Regions from separate parts of the Homo sapiens genome. Here region 2 is linked to region 1. A link is an interaction called in ENCODE POLR2A ChIA-PET data of the cell type or tissue named here. Cell type or tissue: Caco-2. All regions are shown on one strand. Each heading gives the region's core, and the rest is flanking DNA. Links, peaks and the distances in the headings are about the cores only. Region 1 overlaps BAHCC1 (BAH domain and coiled-coil containing 1). Region 2 holds the start of P4HB (prolyl 4-hydroxylase subunit beta).

Region 1 (5,360 bases), core at 106-5,105:
TGGGTGTATGCGTGTGTGTCCATGAGGATGGGTGTGTGTGTGTCCATGAGGGTGGGTCTATGCGTGTGTCCATGAGGATGGGTGTATGCGCGTGTGTACGTGTATGTGTGTCCATGAGGGTGGGTGTATGTGCGTGTGTGTGTGTCCATTGAGGGTGTGTGTGTGTGTGTGTGTCCATGAGGATGGGTGTGTGCATGTGTGCGTGTGTGTCCATGAGGATGGGTGTGTGCGTGTTTGTGTGTACATGAGGATGGGTGTATGTGCGTGTGTGTGTGTCCGTGAGGATGGTGTATGCGCGTATGTACGTGTGTGTGTCCATGAGGATGGGTGTATGCACATGTACATGTCCACAAGGATGGGTGAGCACACAGGAGGGTGAGAGCCTGCCCCCCTGGCCATCCCGAGCCTGCACCTGCCTCCGCCCACCTTTCTTCAGCTGCTCTGGCATGGAGCCTGTGTCATTGACGTCGCCTGTTTGGGCCAGGTGGCAGGAGTTAGGAGCACGCTCGCAGCCTGTGGCTGGTCCACTTGGAGGATGGGAGAGGCTGGCCAGCAGGGCCACATGGCTATGTGGACACAGGGCCAAGAGCACTAGAGTCTCCCTACAGCCCGGCTCTGTCGGGGCTCATCCTATGGCTGCTGTGCCCAGGGAGGCCTTGCACCCCCATCCGTTGCCGTGTTGTCCCCTGCATGTCCACAGCTAGACTGGACATGTCCAGGGTCAGGGCAGGGGGTGGGGGCTCCGGTTGAGAGGCCGGAGTGTAGGAGGGCAGGTGGGTGTCCACGTGGCCTCCCTTGCTCTGCAGGGACCCGAGGGCCAGGGTGGATTCCTGGGCTGGGGTGTGCGTGCGTGTGCCCCTGACATCTTCACCGGGGTGTCCGTCTCCCCGCAGCTGGCTGTCTCAAGATGGTGGGATGGGAAGCGTTCAGTTTGGGGCGAGGAGACTCATCCAGCTGCGGGGGGCGGCGCCGAGGGAGTGGCGCTGACCACCCTGGTTGCATTCCCACGCCCCTGGCCGACCGCCCCACAGCCCTCCAGAGTGTCTTAGGGGCAAGGGGAGGTCCTGGCCACCCGCCTGCCCAGGAGAGCGGGTGAGAGACATGGGAGAAGGTGTGAAGAATTGGAGAAGCAGAGAGGGAGCCTGCCTGTGCCCCACCCTCAGTCCCCACCATGGCTGCTCTGAGTCACTTGGCACAGAGCTCTCAGGGGAGGGAGACCGAGGAGGGACGCCATGGGGAGCGTCGGCCACCCCCCCCCCGCCCTAGCCAAAGGGCTAAATTTACCCTTTTAATAAGAACCAGACTTATATCCGATTTTCCTTTTCTTTTATTAGTTCTGGGCTGTCGGTGGCTGAGCCCATCCTGTCATCATCACCTCCGGGCCGTTTCCACGCTGATTGGGTTGGGTACACAGCAACCACAGAGTTTTCCTATTAAGGCCTGAGAGACGCTGCCTCTGGGCCAGCGCAGGCTTCTGGAAGGTTCTCCTGAGCCAGCCAAGGGGCTTCCCGGGTGACGTGCTCCTGTTCCTGGGCGGGCGCCCCTCCCACAGGCTGCTGCAGGTCCCGGGCTGAGCCCATGGCTGCATGCTCTTGGCCTTCCCTGCAGCCCCTCCCTCGCTGCCCCCACACTGCTTCCCATCCTTTCGCACCTCGTTTTTCTCTGTTACTCCTTTCTCCCTGTGCCCGCCTCAGTCTCCACTTGTCCAGCTGCCTTCGTGGAGCCACAGGTGGTGGGGAGGTTTGGTGGCCCCAGGGGGCCAAGGCACCCTCAGACACTTCCAGGCTGTGGGGGCAGAAGAGGCAACAGTAAGCAGGGCGGGCCCCGTGTCCACCAGGTGTGGAGGGAGCAGTGCTGGACAGACGGACATCTGGTGGCAGCAGGTGTGCAGTCGGGACAGAGCGCCGCCCCGAATCTGGACAGTTTGCGGGCCCTGGAGAGGGCTTCAGATTGGAGAGGGTTCCAGGACAGCCCGAGAAACATTGGGTCCTGCTTCTCCACCACAGAGGGGAGCTGGGCCTGGCCACGTGACCTGTTGGCTGCCCGCCAGAATCTACAAGACTCCCAAGGGCCACTTTAGGGTCTGGGGTCTCACTGCCCCAGGAGACGCAGCTCAGAACTGAGCAGCTGTGCCGGGTCAGGGTCTGGTTCCCATGCAGCAGTGGGCTGGGGGGCTGGAGCTGCAACTTGATGGAGATCTGAGGCCCCCCTCTACCACCAGTGGGCCGGGACATGCCCCGACCCAGGGCAGCTGTTCATCCCGGTGCCGCTTCAATGCCACCTTTTGCACAGCGGAGGCCAAGAGCCCTTGCCAAGGTTCAGGTCAGTAAGTGGATAAGTCTGGTGGAGGCCTGAGCCCTGGGAAGCAGCATCTTTGAGGACTTGCCCAGCTGTGTGGCTCCCATGCCCGAGAACAGAGTCTGCCAAGGTGCGCACACCCACAGACGTGTGTGTGTGTACGTGTGTGTACGTGTGTGTGTACGTGTGTGCGTGTGTGTGTGTACGTGTGTGTGTGTGTGTGTGTGTAGCCACTCATCCCAGACATGTAGCACAGTCAGACCTTGTGTGTACACCCATAGTCACGTGCATATGCCCAGAGACAGGTTTGCACAGACACACCCCGTGAGTCACACACAGTCCCTCCCCTGCCTCTGTGCAAGTGTGAGTGTGTGCAAGTGTGAGTGTGTGCAAGTGTGAGGTGCACCCCACATCTCGAGTCTGGACCACTAGTGATTGCAGCCAGGGTGGGGGAAGCATCACTGGGTTGTATCTGGGGGTTGAGCCTGCAAACACCTGCACACCCAGCATGCACCTGCCTGTCTCCCAGCCACATCTGCACACTGGGGTGGCATGTGGCTGGGCCTCTAGCCCCTGCCACAGCAGCTTCTGGTCTCCTGGTGCGGGCGGAGGTCCCAGAGTGGCCTCTCACCCCAGGCAGAGCCTGGTCTCCCCACCCCGTCCCTCATTCCTCTTTCTGGGCAGCCAAATGGTCAGATGCTACACCCCTGCCTCCAAGCAGGCTGCACCTCCCCTCTGCATCCACGCAGGAACCTGTGCAGGGCGGCTTCCTCCCCGCGCTTTCCCGGAATGAGGAATGTGGGGCAGGGCCAGCAGGGGGGCTGCTCCTCCTTCCTGCCTCCCCTCCCGTCCTGCACAGCTCCCTTGGGAGCCTGGCTCGTGGGAAGTGTGCTTGGGACCGCCCATCACTCCGTTCCCAGCCACTCCTGGTGTCCCCCGCCTGGGCGGGCCCTGTGGGGAGCGGGGAAGGTGTGGAGCGGAAGCCAGTGCCGAGGGAAGAGGGGAGCCTGAGTGGGTGTGGGTCGGGGGTGGGAGCTGACGCAGGCGGCGGGTGCAGCCGCCAGACTCGGAGCCGGGGAGGCCCATGCCAGCAGCCCGGCAGCTGGGCTTCCGGAAGCAGCGGGAGCCGGGAGCCTGGGAAGGGCCTCGCTGCTTCTCTGGAGCTGCCGCCATCTCAACGAGGCGTTTTTTTTTTTTTTTTTTTTTACAACCCATTTCACAGTTTCCAGAAAAGGAGGATGCTGTCTCGGCGGCTCACTTAACTCAAAACAAATGCTCGCTCTGCCGGCTCCGCGCCCGCCTCTCCCGGCTCCCGGGCCCTGCCGTCCTCTTGTTCCGTCTGCCTTCAGTCTGGTGCCACAGGGCGGAGCAGGGTCAGCCTGGCAGGAGAGTGGGGTGGGGCACAGTGGGCACCTGGCCATCCGATTGCCCAGGCCCAGCCTCTGCTGTGTGGGTCCTCGGGACCCTGGATGGGGGCTGCTGGCACGGCTGCTGGACCGACCCTTACAGAGGGAGTGGCTCTCCGGGGAGTCCTGGGCTCCAGGGCCCCAGCATGCTCTGTACCCCTCAGGCTGCCCAGCATGTGTTGCCCTTCTTAGCCATCCATGGCAAGGAGCCTGGAAGACAGGTTGGCAGGAGGCAGGCTAGTTCCCATCGGCTGTCCTGGCCACTTAGGGCCACCTCTGCTGTAAGCCCATGTGGCCAGCTCTCACCTACTGTGTGCCGGCCTCCCCACACAGCACCCCTGGGCCGGGGCCAGGCTCACTGGGCACCGAGACTCCAGCCCAGCTGTTGTGCAGCTGTTCCCCAGTCTTCCCGCTGCTGGGCCACCCTGGGACAGCAGGTCCAGGCACAGCCTGCCTCCTGGTCTAGTTGGCTGGACCTTGGGCTCCGGGTCAGACTGGCCTCCCAGGGATGGGGCTGTGCCCGAGGACCTGAGCCACCTGGGGGTGGCCACAGCCCTCCTGGTGTTGCTGTCTCCCGAAACCATTTCCTCAGCTAGCCGGCCGCCCAAGCCAGGCCTCTACAGCATCTTGGGCAGAGCTGAGGTGGCCCTGGAGCTGGGGCCAGAGCCCGGTCTGGATCTAGAGCTGCAAACCCGGCCTGGGCCGGCTGGGCAGTGGGGGCAGCCAACTGGAGGCCAGTGTGCAGTCCTCGGTGGCCCCGCTGACACCGCATCCCGCTTACTGTCCCTTCCCCAGGAACATCCTAAACTCATGCTGCCTCCTGTGATGAGAGCTGATGGGAAGCCTGGCAGAGCGGCCCCAGGCAGGCTCTGTGTGGGGCCAGGGTGCCCTGACCATGCACGCGGGTGGGGACAGGCCGTGTTCAGCCCCCAGCGGAGCACTTGGGGCTATGGGCCTGGACCAGCAACTTAGACTTGGTCATGCTCCATCTCTTACCAGCCCCATGGCGGGCCCACGACCGACCTTGGGAGCATGATGGCACTACGTCACATGAGTCTGAAGCCCCAGGTAGGGGAGGTGCCACTGCAGGCAGTGCCAGGATGGGGCACTTGGTCTGAGGAGGTCTAGGTCAAGACCCCCTCCCTGGCCCCCAGCTGCCTCCGCCTGGGCTGGTAACCACAGCACTTCCTTTGCCAAGAGGAAAGAGCCCTCAGCCCGGTTCCCGGCTGGCCTTGGCCCACACGGTCTGGCCCTGGCTGGAGCCCAGGCTACACTCGGCTCCCAGGCAGCTGAGGCACAGGCTCTGTCTGGGGTTGGCCACTGGTCGGCGGGGGGGCTGGGGAGGTGGCAGCCTGGTCTGCCCACGGCTCTGCTGGCCAGTCACGGTGCCATCCCCAAACACCGGGAGGCGGGGGTGACAGTAGAGGCGTGATGCTCTGTCCTGGGGTTTCCCGGGCTCCTCGGGAGCTGAGTGGGATAGGGAGGGCCTCAGGTGGCCGGCAGTCCCGTCCCCCACACTCGCAGGGGTCACCACAGTAGTGACCACCTGGCAGGGCCTGCAGAATCTGCTTCCAAGTTTCAAGCCAAGGCCAGGACAGTGGGGGAGAAATCCACGCCTTTAGAGTAAGCATCTGAGAGCCCCCAGCCGTGTGCAGG
Region 2 (5,360 bases), core at 284-5,283, 440 kb after region 1:
AGGAGTCTGACAGCAGGCCTCATTTTAGAGAGGTGGACAGTAACTCAAAACTCAGTGCCAGTTTTCTACCTCTGGGAACAGGCTGACGCCCCGCCCACCTGACTCCCGCGCCTCCTAACTTATCCCAGGCGTTTCGGGAGTTCTCGCCAATGGCCCACCCTCCATGCCTCCCAGACCAGGAAGAAGATGACACACTTTTATGCCACCAAAGGCGGTCAACTGACAGGAAAGAAACTTCCTCCTCCTGGGAGACTGAGGCTAAGGAATGATGCCTCTCCTTTTTCCCTCCTAGAACTTGACTCCCTGGTCCGAATCGGGAAAACCCCATTCAGATGTAGAAGGATTCCACCAGTGCTAACAAGACGGTCACCAGTGACAAGTGGATTTAGGAGTGCTCATCTCATCTGCAAACCTGAGTGTTAGTGACAGAACCACGGTGACTTTGGACAGAGCACTTCCCGTTCCAAAAGTGAACATGAGTAAAAAATGAGAACATCAATCACGCCTGTAATCCTAGCACTCTAGGAGGCCGAGACGGGTGGATCACGAGGTCACGATCGAGACCATCCTGGCCAACATGGTGAAACCCCGTCTCTACTAAAAATACAAAAATTAGCCAGGCGTGGTGGTGCACACCTGTAGCCCCAGCTACTCAAGAGGCTGAGGCAGGAGAATCACTTGTACCCGGGAGGCAGAGGTTGCAGTGAGCAGAGATCGCACCACTGCACGACAGAGCGAGACTGTCTCAAAAAAAAAAAAAAAAAAAAAAAAAGGAAACATCAAAACAGCCAAGTGAGAGGCAACCACAGAGCTGCTGCCACTAGAACAGGACAGGGCACACCTGCTTAAGGGGACAAAAGGAAACATCAAAACAGCCAAGTGAGAGGCAACCACGGAGTTGCTGCCACTAGAACAGGACAGGGCACACCTGCTTAAGGGGAGAACCCTGCTAACACTGGAATGAGCTGCTTTCGGGCTACCCACCATGAGCATCTGACATGCCACAGAACCGGTTTTATAGACGAGTTTTCTTTTGCCACCGTCACTGATCTGGCTACACAGGGGCTCGGCCTCCACTACGGCAGCTTCAGAGGCGGCAGACGAGCAGCTGAGGGCCCGTGCTACAGACGGAGCAGGGCGGGCTTGGATTCGAGGTCTGCTACCGACAGGCTCGATGCTGTTACTCAGCTGCTCTAAGCCTCAGCCCTTTGTCTGGGAAAAGCCCGCCTCACAGAGAGGATGCGAGGAGAAATCACGCAAGCACGTGACGCGGCAGCTGGCACGCTACACACGACAGCTAGCAGGTGTCACCCCGAGAGCTACAGCCATGCTGCTGCTCCTAGGAACAGGGGGCAGCACAAACAGCCCATGTGGCCAGAAAGGCACCAGTCTCCCTCTCCTCGCTGGTCAGTCTCCAAACAGACCTCAGCCAGCCGCCCCCAGGATGGCACCAGACAAGACAGGTTCTCCATTCGAAGGTTCTTCCAGGATGAAAACTCCTCACAAGACCCTCAGGGCACAAGTGGACAGAGAACCCGGCCTGAGGAACGGGATCCCTCCAAGCCTCTGGAACCCGGCCTCCCCACCGCTCAGACAGCTGCCCCTGCCCTTCCAAGTCGGCAGGCCAGTCCCTCTCTAAAGACAGTTCAAGGGCAGTGCCACAGCCACACCTGTATATTCCTTGGGGGAAGCCGTGTCTCCATTCCTGAAGAACTTGATGGTGGGATAGCCGCGCACGCCGTACTGCTGGGCCAGGTCAGACTCCTCCGTGGCGTCCACCTTGGCCAACCTGATCTCGGAACCTTCTGCCTTCAGCTTCCCAGCGGCTTTGGCATACTCAGGGGCCAGAGCCTTGCAGTGGCCACACCAAGGGGCATCTGGAAGCGGAAATGAGATGCTAGAAAGCAGCCTTGATCCCTAAAGCAGCCTTGATCCCTCAGCAGTGCTTCCCTTTTTCCTCTGGCATTTCCCTTCATAAAAACCTTATCTACTCACCAAGATAACCCCTCCTAACGCACAAGGCTGAGCTGATAGCCTGGTGTTCTTGGGCAATATCAGGACAGAGGCCGTGAACGACAAACTACCACCAACCAACACCAGCCCCCACTCTGCTATGTCACCATCAGCACAGCCAGACAAACCTTTCAATGGTTGCTGACTTCTTATTCCCCACAGGCAACTAAGGCAAGGATCTCCCCTAGACTTTCCCTTTAAGACTACAGACAAAAGTGAAGAAGTGACCGTGGCGGCCTGTACCAGCACTAGCTGTGAGTATGAGATGCACATCCGTGCACACAGACCCTGAGTTGCTTAGGGTGAGAATAAGACGATCTGTCAATAGAGTTAGCAGCTGTGTCAGGCACAAGGTTCCCACCCCAGGGACAGAGCTCAAATCCTTATGGACGTGAGGAAGGCTTGGGATTCTCCTCTGAGACACCATCGGAAGGACTGCTGTGGCAAGCTGAAGGTGGGGTGGGCAGGAGCGGGGCGCCTTCCGGGTCGGCCCCCGGGGAGGACTCGGCAAGGCTGGACACTGGCTTGCTCTGTTTGCTCACACAGGTCGATCCTGTTCTTCTCGCACTAACAGGAAGATCCTGCCGTGCGCAGGGCGGGCATCGGGACGGCCCCCCGGCTCCCAGCCCGGCTCTCACCCCCAGGGAGCCCCTGACATGGCCCCCAAGGCGGGCAGCAAGGGAGCCCTTCAGTTCCGGGCGCGCCGGGGGTCCCGACCCCGGGGGCTGCCGGGCCGTGCCTGCGTCCCAAGAGCCTGGCTCAGCGGCCCCGAGCCCCGCCCGCCCGCCAGGCCCGGCGCTCACAGAACTCCACCAGCAGGTACTTGTGGGCCGCCAGCGCCTCCGCGAAGTTGCTTTTCCGCAGCACCAGGACGTGGTCCTCCTCCTCGGGGGCGTCGGCGCGCACCAGGGCGGCCACGGCCAGGCACAGCAGAGCGCGGCGCAGCATGTCGGACACGGATCAGGCGGGGCGCTTCGGTTGGCGCCGCCGGGACAGCGGGGGCGACGAGAGCGCGCGCCGGTCCCGGCCTCGCCTTTATAAATCCTGGGTCCGGGGCGCGCCTGCCCCCCCGCCCGCGCGCGCTGGCCGCGGCGCGCACGCGCCGCTGGGGCCCGCCTTCGATTGGCCGGCGGACTTCGAGGCTCGTCTTTGCCGCTCTCGGATTGGACACTCACACCAGGCCTGGCCCCGGATTCGGAAACGCTCCTGAGTGCTCCCTGGCCTTCGTTCGGGATTGGCCGAGGACCTCGCGCTCGCTGTCTTTCTTAGCCTCTCATTGGCTCCCGACAAGAACTTTTTCTGCCTTGGCTTCTAATTGGTGGCTTTCGCCTGCACCTTCCACGGGTCTGGAATGGCTGCCCCTTTCGGTAGCACGGACTCTGCGCCTCCTGATTGGCCAAGGGATGCGCGCACTCTGCGCGTTCCTTCGTCGAACGTGGCAGTGGGGAGGAGTTCCCAGTTTAGGGGCGGAGCTGCGGCTGCGCTTCCGAAACCCCTCGTGTTGCATTCTGACTGGACCGCGTACCCAACTGGCACGCCCCCCGGCCCCCGGACCGGAAGTTGGGGTGACGCAATTTCCGGCGCGCGTGTCAAGCGTGCGGCGGCGGCCGTGGAAGGTGGGGTTGGCCGCCTAGGGTCGGCGGTGGGCTCGGTGTGGGATAGCCGGCCCGGTCCGACGCGCTCCGCGAGGTCACGCGAGACACTCACCGAGGCATGGCGGCAGGGCCTGGGCATGGGAATCGTGCGCACAGTGCGAGGAAGCCTCGGAGGGGATACGAGCACAGGGCGGGTGGTTAGGAGAATGGGGCTGGAGAGACGGGCGGGAGGGGCGGGACCTGGGCCCCGGGGACCTGCCGGCTCCCAGGCCCCAGGAAGACGCTGCTCATGCGTGGAGCGGCCGCAGGAAAGGTACTCCCCGCTAAGGCCTTCAGGGAGCGGCCCTTTGCCCTGTGCGATCTCTTCCTTCCTTTCCCACGGGTTGCCAAATCCTGTGACGCTGCCCCTTCTCTGGTGCTTCTCAGATGCTCTGGTCGGCTCAGGAGACCTCGCAGCTGTTACACAGCTGTGGAAATACCCTGGGCGCTGCTTCACTCCGAAGGCAGCAGCTGGGTTTGCCTCCCGACTCGACCCGCCACCGAGGCTCCTGAGCACTTGAAATATGGCCAGTCCACCTGAGACGGGCTGTGAGTGCGCAATGCACATCAAACTTCTAAGACTGAGTGTGCGGGGCCGAGTGCGGTGGCTCACGCCTGTAATCCCAGCACTTTGGAAGGCCGAGGCGGGCGGATCACGAGGTCAGGAGTTCGAGACCAGCCTGATCAACATGGTGAAACCCCCTCACCTCCCGTCTCTACTAAAAATACAAAAATTAACAGGGCCTGGTGGCGCGCGCCTGTAATCCCAGCTACTCGGGAGGCTGAGGCAAGAGAATCGCTTGAACCCAGGAGGCAGAGGTTGCAGTGAGCCGAGATCGCGCCATTGCACTCCAGCCTGGGCAACAGAGCGAGACTCCATCTCAAAAAAAAAAAAAAAAAAGTGTGCGTGTAGGGGCTGGAGGACAGAAGGTACAGTATTTCGTTAATAACTTTACATTGACTACTACATGTTGAAATATTCTGTATGCATATGTTGGATTACATAATAATATTGAGGCCAGGTGCTGTGTGGCTCACTCCTGTAATCCCACCACTTTTGGAGACCGAGGCAGGAGGATCCCTTCAGCCCAGGAGTTCGAGACCAGCCTGGGCAACATAGTGAGACTCCCGTCTCTACAAAAAATAAATTAAAAAAATTAGCCAGGCACGGTGGTGTGCACCTGTGGTCCCAGCTACTTGGGAGGTGGAGGTGGGAGAATCATTTGAGCCCAGGAGGCTGAGGCTGCGGTGAGCCATGATCCCACCACTGCACTCCAGCCTGGGCGACAGATCGACACCCTATCTCAAAAAATAGTAAAAAAATGTCCTTTTTTTAAAATTTTTATTTTTTATTTTTTTGAGACAGAATCTCACTTTGTCATCCAAGCTGGAGTGCAGTGGGCGATCTCGGCTCACTCCACCTCCCGGATTCAAGCGATTCTCCTGCCTCAGCCTCCCGAGTAGCTGGGATTACAGGCATGCACCACCATGCCCAGCTAATTTTTGTATTTTTAGTAGAGACAGGGTTTTACCATGTTGGCCAGGCTGGTCTCGAACTCCTGACGTCAGGTGATCCACCCGCCTTGGCCTCCCAAAGCGTTGGGATTATAGGCGTGAGCCACCGCACCAGGCCTCCTCTTCTATCTTTTAACGTGGCTTTTAGAAACTTTTAAAATTACATAGATGGTCTGCATTTTGTTAGTGTTGGACACT

What was found. ChIA-PET counts read pairs that join two places held together with the same protein. Peaks named below come from ENCODE experiments on the same cell type or tissue, not always from the same donor. Only the 100,000 strongest peaks of a DNase experiment are listed, where the experiment ranks them.
Region 2: POLR2A ChIA-PET joins it to region 1 with 11 read pairs; 2 of 35 experiments call an interaction of 5 or more read pairs at or near these places.

The regions. Positions count from the first base shown.
Region 1 is chr17:81,416,307-81,421,666 of GRCh38, forward strand. All of the region lies in intron 2 of BAHCC1 (BAH domain and coiled-coil containing 1), which reads left to right. Among named protein-coding and RNA genes, the nearest start is that of MIR4740, 18 kb to the left of the region's middle. RefSeq lists an enhancer at 550-1,499. In Caco-2, for the core only: no CTCF peak of the experiment used is centred there; a DNase peak (open chromatin) is centred at 3,205; H3K4me3 peaks cover 1,088 bases.
Region 2 is chr17:81,857,511-81,862,870 of GRCh38, forward strand. It overlaps P4HB (prolyl 4-hydroxylase subunit beta), which reads right to left and starts at 3,025. Exons shown (of 11, transcript NM_000918.4): 1 at 2,817-3,025; 2 at 1,671-1,877. The coding sequence starts at 2,961. It overlaps LOC124904086 (a long non-coding RNA gene), which reads left to right and starts at 3,600. Exons shown (of 2, transcript XR_007065950.1): 1 at 3,600-3,629. RefSeq lists silencers at 2,616-2,715, 2,926-3,145. In Caco-2, for the core only: no CTCF peak of the experiment used is centred there; DNase peaks (open chromatin) are centred at 2,052, 2,570, 3,331 and 3,961; H3K4me3 peaks cover 3,345 bases.